2 separate regions of the Homo sapiens genome follow, and region 1 is linked to region 2. The links are chromatin contacts, found by Hi-C or POLR2A ChIA-PET in ENCODE. All regions are on one chromosome and are shown on one strand. Each heading gives the region's core, a stretch centred on a gene start or an enhancer-like site at or near the end of the contact. The rest is flanking DNA. Distances are from core to core; before and after follow the strand shown. Region 1 has its middle 44 kb from the start of SNORA31B. Region 2 overlaps GTF2F2 (general transcription factor IIF subunit 2).

Region 1 (5,749 bases), core at 1,595-4,094, 150 kb before region 2:
TAAAACTCACAATGTGCAAGTTTTAACACACGCAGTGTCATGTAGCTGCCACCACTATCAGGATTTCCATTACCTGTGAAGTTCCCTTGTCTTTCTTTGTAGTCAACCTCAGGCAAATACTGTCCTGTGTTTTTATCCCTCTGGTTTTGCCTTTTCCAGAATGCCACATACACGGAAGCATACAGTACATACCACTAAGAGTCTGGTTTCTTTAAACCATTCCATTGTATGACTATACCACAGTTTGCTTTCTCTAGTTACAAGTTGGTGGACATTTGGATGGTTTTCTGTTTTTGGTGATTAGAATTAAAGCTGCTATAAGCCAGGAGCAGTGGCTCACGCCTGTAATCCCAGCACTTTGGGAGGCCGAGGCAGGTGGATCACGAGGTCAGGAGTTCAAGACCAGCCTGGCCAACTTGATGAAACCCCCATCTCTACTAAAAATACAAAAAAATGGCCAGGCGCAGTGGCTCACACCCGTAATCCCAGCACTTTGGGAGGCCAAAGTGGGCGGATCACCTGAGGTTGGGAGCTTGACACCAGCCTAACACGGAGAAACCCTGTCTCTACTAAAAGTACAAAACTAGCCAGGCGTGGTGGCGCATGCCTGTAATCCCGGCTACTCAGGAGGCTGAGGCAGGAGAATTGCTTGAGCCCGGGAGACAGAGGTTGTGTTGAGCCAAGATCGCACCATTGCACTCCAGCTTGGGCAACAAGAGCGAAACTCCGTCTCAGAAAAACAAAACAAAACATTAGCCAGGTGTGGCGGTGGGCACCTGTAATCCCAGCTACTCGGGAGGCTGAGGCAGAGAATTGCTTGAACCTGGGAGGCAGAGGCTGCCGTGAGCTGAGATTGCGCCACTGCACTCCAGCCCGAGTGGCAGAGTGAGACTCCGTCTCAAAAAAAAAAAAAAAAAAAAAAAAAAAATTAGCTGGTTGTGGTGGCGCATGTCTGTAATCCCAACTACTCTGGGGGCAAATCTGGAGAATCACTCGAACCCGGGAGGTGGAGGTTGCAGTAAGCTGAGATTGTGCCACTGCACTCCAGCCTGGGTGACAAGAGCGAAACTCCGTATCAAAAATAAATAAATAAATAAATAAATAAATAAATAAAACTGCTATAAATCCTTCTATACAGGCTTTTGTGTGTGCATATATGTCTTCATTTCTCCTGGGTAAGCTTCTAGGAATGGGATTGCTGGGTTGCGTATGGTAGTGTGTTTAACTTTACAATAAACTGCCAAACTGTTTTCCAAAGAACCGGTATCCTTTGGCATTCCATGAACCATGTGTGCGTTCTGGTTGCTCTGCATGCTCGGTAGCACTTGACACTGTCAGGTTTCTAAAGTTTTAGCTATTCTGGCCGGGGGCAGTGGCTCACGCCTATAATCCCAGCACTTTGGGAAGCTGAGGTGGGCGGATCACCCGAGGCCAGGAGTTCGAGACCAGCCTGGCCAAGATGGAAAAAAAACCCATCTCAACTAAAAATACAAAAGTCAGCTGGGTGTGGTGAAGAACGCCTGTGATCCCAGCTACTTGGGAGGCTGGGGCAGGAGAATCGCTTGAACTGGGGAGGCAGAGGTTGCAGTGAGCCGAGATTGTGCCACTGCACTCCAGCCTGGGTGACAGAGATATACTCCGTCTCAAAAACAAAACAAAACACCCCCTTTCCCCACCAAAAAAAAAAAAAAAAAAAGTTTTAGCTATTCTGATAGGTATGCAGCATTCTTTTGTAATTTGCATTTCTCTAATGACCAATTATGCTGAGCAGCTTTTCATGTGCTTGTTCATCTATACCTTCTTGATGAAATGTATGTTCTCACATTTATTAATTTTTTTTCTTTTTTCTACCTCGCCTGGATATTGCCTGTTTTAAAACTGAATTGTTTTATTATTTTATTAAAGTTTTAAGAGACCTTTATATAGTCTGGATACAATCCTTTATATGCGTTTCACAAATATATTCTCCTTTATATGAAGTTTCCCTTTTAGCATCACTGGTGAGAGAACATTATTTCTGAAGTGCTAATTGGCAGTTTCATGCCAGTTGTGTCTCTTGGAGGTCAACATCTGACAAATGTCTGAACATATGGCTGAGCGAGTGCTCACAAATGTCTCAGCTGTGTCTTTGGGATAGGGGTGGAGGTAATTGGTAGTCCAGAGGGGAATCTGGGGGAGTAGGCAGGCTTGAAGGCACTTGGATAAGAGTTCATTTGGTAGCCTGCTACCATTCAATCATTTGTGCCTTTTCAAAAGTCCATCTTTTCTATGTCCACTAAGTTAACAAACATTCCTTAACAATGTATGAGGGAATTTTGATGTGGTTAGGTTCATCCATTTCCCATTCTGTATTTGCTGTGTTCTTGAACCCCTATGTCCACTCCCACAGGGTGTGCACACTAGGCTGTGACACCTCTGGGAGACCAACTACTCCAGATTTTTCACCTGCAAGTGGTAAGTCAGGCCAACTTCCGTTGGTGACCCGTTATCTCTGCTTGAAAAAAGATAAGGAGATTCTCCACTTTGGCCTCAGCTCTTAGCTAGGTTCTTTAGTCCAGCTAGGAGTTACTGAGCCTCCACCAAGAAGGTGAATCATTTGACCTCATTTAGCTCCTCCTCCTTATTTATCTTTATTAGAGCTTGCAGTGATGGAGAGTAAGTGATTGGGACCTCAAACTTCTAACACATAATTCTCTCAGGCTGTTTTGGAATGCTACTCTAATTAGACTATATTAAAGAAATGTGTTCAGGGATGAGTCAACAGGAAAAAGCCTGCTGCAAATAAAGGAGTCATTGAGTTGTTGGCATCAGTTTGCACCTGTGTGCAGAGCTGATGGAGGTTAGCCCCGCCTAACACCTCATCCATTCCACTTGGGCCCAGGGTCAGATTACCTGATTCCAAGTTGCTCTATTAGACTGAGAAAATACTTAACTTGTCAAGTCACAATCCTTTACAATCTGCTGTATCTGCAGGTACACTGAAAGTGTGTGCAGGTTCTCATTCAAACCACCTGGGGAAGTAAGGCTATTAGAATTCTCTTGTATTTGCTCTTTCTGTATTTCCTGCTCTTTGACTTTTATGAACTCCTAGACTTCTTTAAAACACAATTCATATACCAACTCCTAAGAAGCTTTCCTGATTCTCCAAAAATTTAACTAGTTGTTTCATTCTCTGTGCTACCCCATATTTTATATAATAGCCAACCCTGATAAAGTACTTTTTATGTGCCATGCAGTGTTCCATATATGAGCATTAAATTGACATTTAATTTTCATCACAATTCTATGAGATAGATACTCTTTAACATTTCGGTTTCACAGACAAGTAAACAGGCACTGATGGTAGGCAACTTGTTCAAAGTCCCAAGCTTTGAATGTAGGTAGCTCTTAAAACATTCTCCCATATATTTCTACTGCTGCACTTAAGACACTATGCTGCCATTTATTTGCTTCCCAGTCTTCTTCAATACCACAGCTCCCTAAATGCAAGGACCTGTCTTATTTGTTCGTCTCTGTATCCCCATTACCTGGGGGTCTCAAGCTGACGGACTTCCTTTGTGCTCACTGGGCCATGGCAAAGACCCCCAGCTGTGACCACCCAAGCCGGCAATTTTCTCATGAGCCTGGCATTGGAGAGTCATTGAGTCTTGGATGGAAATAAATCAAATACACTGGCCATCTGTGGTCATTAATGGGAAGTATCTCCTCATCTGAATCTACAGCAAAGACAGAACATCATTCCATAATAAGAAACTCTACAAAAGAAATAAACACTGGAAACCCAATCTCTACAGGCAAAGCAACTGAGGCAGAATCCTGAAGCAATTATTTTTGGTTCAGGAAAGGTAACTCTTGAGACTTTGCCACCAGCATTTAGTGAGGAGTCACTGAACCCTAGGGAGGTGAATGATAGCTGTGGGCACTGAGCAGTGGAGCACCCATTATCTAACACATGGTGGCCAGGAGCCTATGTTCCACAGTGCCATTCTGGGATTTGATCTGCCTCCTTTCCTTGGCTAGACCTGGGGCAGGTTCTACTGTATATTCTACTGTATGACCAAGGGCAGGTTCTTTAACCTTTCAGTGCCTCTGGACTCACATTGATAGAACACAGATAATAAGAGAACACAGATTACAGGGTGGCTGGGAGGATTAAATGAGTTATATGAGTTAAATGTTTAGCATGGTGCTGGACACACAGTAAGGGTCCAAGAAACATGAGCTATTATTCTTCCTTTTTATTTAGTAAGACAGGCAGAGAACTGGTAGTACGTATTATCACAAATACGTATCACCTCTACCCCTGTGCCTGGCACACAGTGGGCAGCAATGTTTTTTTGAGACGGAGTTTTGTTCTCGTTGCCCAGGCTGGAGTGCAATGGTGCGATCTCAGCTCACCACAACCTCCGCCTCCTGGGTTCAAGCAATTCTCCTGCCTCAGCCTCCTGAGTAACTGGGATTACAGGCATGTGCCACCACGCCTGGCTAATTTTGTATTTTTAGTAGAGATGGGGTTTCTCCATGTTGGTCAGGCTGATCTCGAACTCCCGACCTCAGGCGATCCACCCACCTTGGCCTCCCAAAGTGCTGGCCACCGTGCCTGGCAGCAATGATTTTTCACTGAATAAATAAATGGCAAAGTGGTTGACAGGCTTTTGTTCAAGGAAATACACTGGAATGGTAATCAGAAGTAAAGCTTAAATGTCAAGAGGACCAGCCCAGTAAGCTCTTAATTCAACATTCTATTGAGATCGTTGTATTACAGACATCCACTGTGTGTTCATAATAGATCAGCCTGAGGCACTGTATAAATCCTTTTGTGTCTTAAGAATTATCAATGATTAAATTATATTCAATGAGGTTTTAAAATTAAGTATACGTTACTGCATTCAAATACCTGAAACACTGGAAATCCATGAAGAGCACAAGTGGCAACAATGAATTAACTAGAGTCTTCTCATGGAGAGCAACACTTCATTTGCACTTCTGTACCTACACGGTATTGTTACCCATCCACAGCTGCATTTCCCACTAGATTGTGAATGCTTATGTCTAGTGCTTTTGTGTCTCTAGTGCCTGAGATACAGTCATGCTTAGTAAATACTTCCCAAACAAATAGCCATTGTGTTTCATGACCAAACCAGATTATAGTTTTTAGTCCAGAAACATATTCTTTTGGTGAACTCACACTTCTACAACACAATAAAAAAACTTATACCCTTGAGACCACTTAAATATAAGTTTCAACATTTAAAAATACGGTACACAAGAAAATCATTCTTGAAAGCCCTAATATTTTAGACTAAATGACTTAATAGAACTCAGTTAAACTGAAAGCTAACGCATCTGCAAAGTCCTTTTAAATTTACAGTTTCTAGGCCGGGCACGGTGGCTCACGCCTGTAATCCCAGCACTTTGGGAGGCTGAGGCAGATGGATCATGAGGTCAGGAGATCGAGACCATCCTGGCTAACACAGTGAAACCCCGTCTCTACTAAAAATACAAAAAATTAGCCAGGCATGGTGGCCGGTGCCTGTAGTCCCACCTACCTGGGAGGCTGAGGCAGGAGAATAGTGTGAACCCACAAGGCAGAGCTTGCAGTGAGCCGAGATGGCGCCACTGCACTCCAGCCTGGGGGACAGAGTGAGACTCCGTCTCAAAAAAAAATAAAAATTTACAGTTTGTAACACAATCAGCTAAAAGCCCCTGCTTTTCTTTTTTTTTTAGATGGAGTCTCCCTCTGTTGCCC
Region 2 (6,096 bases), core at 1,930-4,429:
TCCTTTACTACTCTGAGTCTATTTCTCAATACCCCACAGCTACTTTTTTAGATTCCGGTCTCATTCCTGTTGCCTTTCTTAATTTGTATTAATCATGTCTTTCCTTTTTCTTACACTTTTAAAATACTTCTTGGATTTGGTACCAATGGGGCCTGGCTTTTCACTAACAGGCAATAAGCAACACCTTTTCCAGGTTAATAAAACAATATCATTATTCAACTGTTGGCTCTTGTTGGTTTTGTTTTGTTTTCTTTTTGTGACAGGGTCTTGACCTGTCACCCAGGCTAGAGTGCAGTGGCATGATGATGGCTTACTGCAGCCTTGACTTCCTGGGCTGAAGTGATCCTCCCACCTCAGCCTCTGGAGTGGCTGGGACCACAGGCGCTCATTACCTTATCTAGCTAACATTTATTTTTATTTTTGTAGAGACAGGGTCTCACTATGTTGCCCCAGCTGGTTTCGAACTCCTAGACTCAAGTGATCCTCCTGCCTTGGCCTCGCAAAGTGCTGAGATTACAGATATAAGCCACCGCACCAGGCCTTGTTTTAATTCCTATTCATACTTCCCCTAACTGAACAACTGAGCTCAAAAACCATTAGGTGAAGCCAAACAACATAGGTATCTTCTTCAGAGTGGGTTGGATAGGATGGTCATAGTCCAAATGGGGTGAAGAGGATGCCACTGGGGTGAAGCAGGCAAGCAGGGGCAAGGTATCAGAGCCCAGTCAGGTAAGGAGGGCATCGCTATAAAGGAGTGGCTCAGTAAGAAATGTGTCAGAGCCTGGCGGGTGAGAGCATCCACATATAGGAGGACAACCTGAAACAGGATGCTGGACCCTTAGTGGGGTAAGGAGGCATTCCTATGGAGGAGGGGAGAAACCTCAGAACAGGAATGAAAGCCTGAACAGGGTGAGGAGGGTGTCCCAGTGGAGGACAGCAAAAGTGGCAGCACACTGAGGGGAGCTACAGCCCAAGCAGGGTGAATAGGGTATTTGCACATGGAGTTGGGAACGGACTGAACAAGTAAGAACAGAGGCCCAAACAAATAAGTAACTATATTAAGGACAACAGGAACCAGGTTTCTCACTTTTGGAAAAGAAGCACAAGTAAGAAAAGGAAGAAAACTGGAACAAAGTATGTGGTATTTTATTGGAACTGGATATATTAGTGCAAACTCATTTCAATATATGTAAATATAGAAATACAGATGTAAAGAGGGATGTGTGTGGGGGAGGTATGTGTGTGTGTACATATGCTCCCTAGCTCTGTTCACTGAGAAGGCCTTGGAAGCAGCAAGAAGCATTTGGGGTATCCAGATCTTAGTTTCTAAATATCATTCTCCCCTAAAAGGAACCATGGCCAACCCCTTGGAGAAATGGCTAACTCCAGGGCTTAGGCAGAAATGTATAAGATGAGTCTAAAACATCTCTCTATGTCAAAAAAATAACAAGTGCTCAAAGAATGATGAAGACATGTCAAAAGGGCATAAATATTTTACTATTAATTTATCCTCATATATTAATCTTTCCATCACTCACCTATTACTTCCCTGGGATAAGTTCCTAGCAGTTGATGGAATGAAAGAAACAAAGAGAAATTTACAGAATTGCTGGATGAAAGGCATGAATTTTTTTTATTAATTTTTATAGCTTTCTCATTATCCCAGTCCCACTCTACTGGATGAGCTCATTTGTCTATCTCTCTAGATAATGGCATCATCGAGAACTGAATAAAATGCTTGAGCTGTGAGCTAACTGGCAGAGAAAACAGTGGGATTGTTATTCTATGTTGTTTTGAGCAGGAATATGTGTGCATGTTGTGTAAGTTATATACACACACATATATGTTGCCAGACTGCCTTTCAGAAAGTTTGTAACAAATTGAACTCCCGTCATCATATTATCAGTATAACACTGTTCTAAACTCAGTCAATTTTATAACAGAAAAATTGTGTCTCATTAATTTTTTGTTTCCATACTTTTTATTATTAGCGGGTCCCCACATGACCCAGAATGTTAAACATGTTTAGAAATAAAGCTAGAAATAAGCACTTTGGGAGGCCGAGGCGGGTGGATCACGAGGTCAGGAGATCGAGACCAACCTGGCTAACACAGTGAAACCCCGTCTCTACTAAAAATACAAAAAATTAGCCAGTCGTGGTGGCGGGCGCCTGTAGTCCCAGCTACTCGGGAGGCTGAGGCAGGAGAATGGCGTGAACCCAAGCCGAGATCGCGCCACTGCACTCCAGCCTGGGTGACTGAGTGAGACTCTGTCTCAAAAAAAAAAAAAAAAAAAAAGACCAAAAAAAGAAATAAAGCTAGAAATAAAAATCTCGGGGAGAAGCCATATTATTAGTACAGGCTACATGATTATCAATAAGATATAACATATATCAAACATTTGGACAACTGAAGTATTCTGAGGCAGGATGGTGATGTACAAAGAAGGTTGCCTTTAAAATTAAACAAGCTAAAGCAAAACTATAAACTAATTTTTTTTTTGAGACTGAGTTTTGCGCTTGTTGACCAAGCTGGAGTGCAATGGTGAGGTCTCCGCTCACTGAAACCTCTGCTTCCCCGGGTTCAAGCGATTCTCCTGCCTCAGCCTCCCGAGGAGCTGGGATTATAGCCACACACCAACACATCTGGCTAATTTTTGTATTTTTAGTAGAGACGGGGTTTCACCACGTTGGCCAGGCTGGTCTCGAACTCCTGACCTCAGGTGATCCACCTGCCTCAGCCTCCCAAAGTGTTAGGATTACAGGTGTGAGCCACCATGCCCAGACCAGCAAAACTATAAACTAATTAAAATGTGGCACACATCAGATGTCCAAAGATACAAAAATAATCCAGGTACATTGGTTTAGAAATATCATATAAATTGCTTGATAAAAATGGTCCAAATGTTACCAACTGTCAGAACAAGCTGTTACTCTCATCTTATTCACAACTGGACTCTCCTTTTTTCGAGTATTAAGACAGAACCAAATTCAGGAAGAGCTGCATTCCAGGCTGCACGTCTTTTCCCTCCTCTCTGCCTCTCCCAATCTCTCCACCCACAGCCCTGTCTTCTGGAATAAGCAGCCACGCCATACAGATCTCCTAGTTTCTGGCCTGCGACACACAGCAAGCTGCTGCTGAGCTTCGGAAGATGTGGTAGGGAGGGAAGGTCCTCCCACACCACATTAGACACAATGCAGTATCTACTATCTGGCCTGTGTAGTATGCGTGGTTACAACAGCAGGAGAACTCTTATTAACTACGTATTTTACATGCATTTGAACCTATGAGGTATTAATATCATCTCCTCAGATGAGGAAACAGAGTAAACAATTTACGCAAAGTCACATAGCTAGTAAGTGATAGGGTAAGGACTAAACCTCAGGCTAATTCCCAGGTCCATACTCATAACCAGTATGCCACACTGCCTTTCTAAAATCTTAGTTGTTTTCATTTTGTACCCAAATACACATTTTTTTAAACCACAGGTAACCTATAACCTATAACCTATAAACCTACATACTTAGAGGTTAATCTGCCTCTAGGAATCAGTAGTTGATTCTACATCTGTGAGTACAGTTTACCTGGTCTGCCCTACATCTTCTCTTAACAGCCCTAGACTTTCAAATGTTCCTTATAAGACATTAATTTTTTTTTCCAGCTTTCTGATTATCCTAGTCTCACTCCACTGAATGATCTTATTCATCCATGTCTCTCTTTAAGTGCAGCACTAAGAACTGAACATAATGTTTTCACTGTGAGCTGACTGGCAAAGTAAGGAGGAGGATTATCATTCCACTTCATTCTAAACAACAGACATCTATCAATGGAGCCTTTTGTTTATCGGCTCATAAATTTGATGACTCATATTAAGCTCAAAATCAACTAAAATCCTGATAACCTAGTCACATGCACTGTAAGACATTCCCCACCCATCCTACACTTGTTTAACAGTGAATTTAGTTAATTCAGTAACAGCAATGAAAACTAAGTAAATTAGTAAAGTAAACAAGACAGCCTGGAGAATACAGCCAGGAGACCAACTAGGCAACAAGCTGTTTTCAAGCATTTTCATAGCAGTCTTAGGGTACTAATTACTATAAGTCTGTTCTCATCACTAAAAGTATCTAGATCTTCTACAAGACTGATTATGTGTTACGTTAGGTAGAAAATCTGCTAGACCTGTTGCCTACATATAAAACATGCAAACACACACAATTTGCTCCTTATTTGTCTCTGATATTGGCATAGGTAAAAACCACTAGATTCCCTTTTAAGAAATTCTGAGGGCCAGACGTGGTGGCTCACGCCTGTAATCCTAGCACTTTGGGAGGCCAAGGCAGGCAGATCACTTGAGGTCAGGAGTTCAAGACCAGCCTGGCCAACATGGTGAAACCCTGTCTCTACTAAAAATAAAAAAAATTAGCTGGGCATGGTGGCAGGCGCCTATAATCCCAGCTACTCAGGAGGCTGAGGCACGAGAATTGCTTGAACTCAGGAGGCGGAGGTTGCAGTGAGCCGAGATCACGCCACTGCGCTCCAGCCTGGGCAACAGAGCCAGACTCCATCTCAAAAACAAAATGGTGGGCTTACTTTTTCTTCAACTGTGGTTGAGGAAACTGATTTGAATAAAATAATTTCAACTCACTTCTACTGAGGTTTTACTTTCAAAAGAATTCAAGACTAAAGTGAGAAAAACAAGGAATGTAAGTACTGGCCATGTACTCTAGGGAAGAGATCAAGATGCAACAAAGTAAACCAAAGCCTCAGAACTACATACAAGAGAGAACAACAAGGAAAGCAAAATCAGACTTCTGTGCTATGTTCTGAAGTTAGCAAAACTAAGCCTAAAGGGGTTAGAAAAATACCTTGCTCTGGTTAGTGGATTTAAAACATAACAATGTTTTAAAACTTTGTCCGTATTAAACACCCAAAATGATTTGTATGGAGAGTAATCTGGAGGCTTACATACCAAGCAGTTACCCATGGCCACCTCTAAAGCATGTGAATGGGGAAAACAGAGACCTTTTCATTTTGTAAAAATTTTAAAGGAAAAAAAACAAGAAAGTAGGTATTACTTATACACTAAAACACACACACACAGTATTTGTAAGGAACTTTGGTTGGATCCCTAGAGAAATCAAACAATGCCAGCTCATAAATCAGCCTAGTAATGCATAGAATAACTACCCACCGTCTTCACCCCTACCCCTACACACACATCTGCTAACACTTAGGACAACTATATTATCAAAACCAGGACACCCTGGAGAGTGGAAAAGGGGGCACTATTAATAATTGCATAGGGAAACACATAAACTGGGAGGGTTCCAGGCAAACCTGGAGGTTTAGCCACCCTATGTGGATTAGCAACTATGTGGACCATCTGCTTTAAACTAAGAAAGAAAAAGACCTTGAGATTTTCTACCAAGCAAGGATTCATAAGGAAAAATTGCAGCATGCCCATTATTGCTTATTTAGCATGCTATCTTTAATATTTTACTTTAGTGATCAAAGTGGTACTTGAGATTTACATGGGTTTCTCTCAGCCTTGTTTCCTTTCACTCTTTTTCCTGTAATATTTTCCCCCTCCTCCCAAAAAGAGATACTATATTTCTGAACCAGGTATTTTCTTTACATAGAGGTTTTCAGGAATGTATTATTCATGGGACATGAATATTACATGGAAGGAGAACATTTGAGTTTACAAATATTTTAACAAATGCTAAGCTATTTAATGTTTTATAAACATCCTATGGGTTGGGAAGGCATTATTATCCACATTTTACAAACAAGAAGTGTAAGGCCCAAAGCCAAACAACTATCAACAGCCATTCAGGACTAGAAGCCAGGTCTTGAGCTGTATTGTGAAGGCACTCCACAATACCATGAGGTTCATCATCTAAGTACTCTCTCCTTTAGCCTGCCTTTCTTCAGTGACATACATTCCTGAGATTTTATCTTGGTTGTGGCTCCCATTTCAGTAAAACCTAATATAAAAAACTCTGAAGTTCATTACAGAACAGTAGCTAATTATGTACATTACAAAGAACTTCACATTGAGGGAAAAAAAACCTGTACATTTCAATATTATTTT

Evidence for each region. Hi-C counts contacts between places; a loop is a spot of excess contacts on that map. ChIA-PET counts read pairs that join two places held with the same protein, here RNA polymerase II (POLR2A). Pooled maps may share reads with other maps.
Region 1: POLR2A ChIA-PET joins it to region 2 with 15 read pairs in activated T-cell. The contact joins two enhancer-like sites. A Hi-C loop is called at or near these places in 3 of 50 pooled maps. POLR2A ChIA-PET finds 5 or more read pairs at or near these places in 4 of 52 experiments (BJ, H1, T-cell and 1 more).

What each region holds. Positions count from the first base shown.
Region 1 is chr13:45,289,431-45,295,179 of GRCh38, reverse strand. No RefSeq gene overlaps it. Among named protein-coding and RNA genes, the nearest start is that of SNORA31B, 44 kb to the left of the region's middle. Within about 2 kb of position 2,844, at least 2 of the 41 ENCODE cell types and tissues checked have a DNase peak (open chromatin) inside an H3K27ac peak, as active enhancers do.
Region 2 is chr13:45,140,659-45,146,754 of GRCh38, reverse strand. All of the region lies in intron 2 of GTF2F2 (general transcription factor IIF subunit 2), which reads right to left. Among named protein-coding and RNA genes, the nearest start is that of GTF2F2, 23 kb to the right of the region's middle. Within about 2 kb of position 3,179, at least 6 of the 41 ENCODE cell types and tissues checked have a DNase peak (open chromatin) inside an H3K27ac peak, as active enhancers do.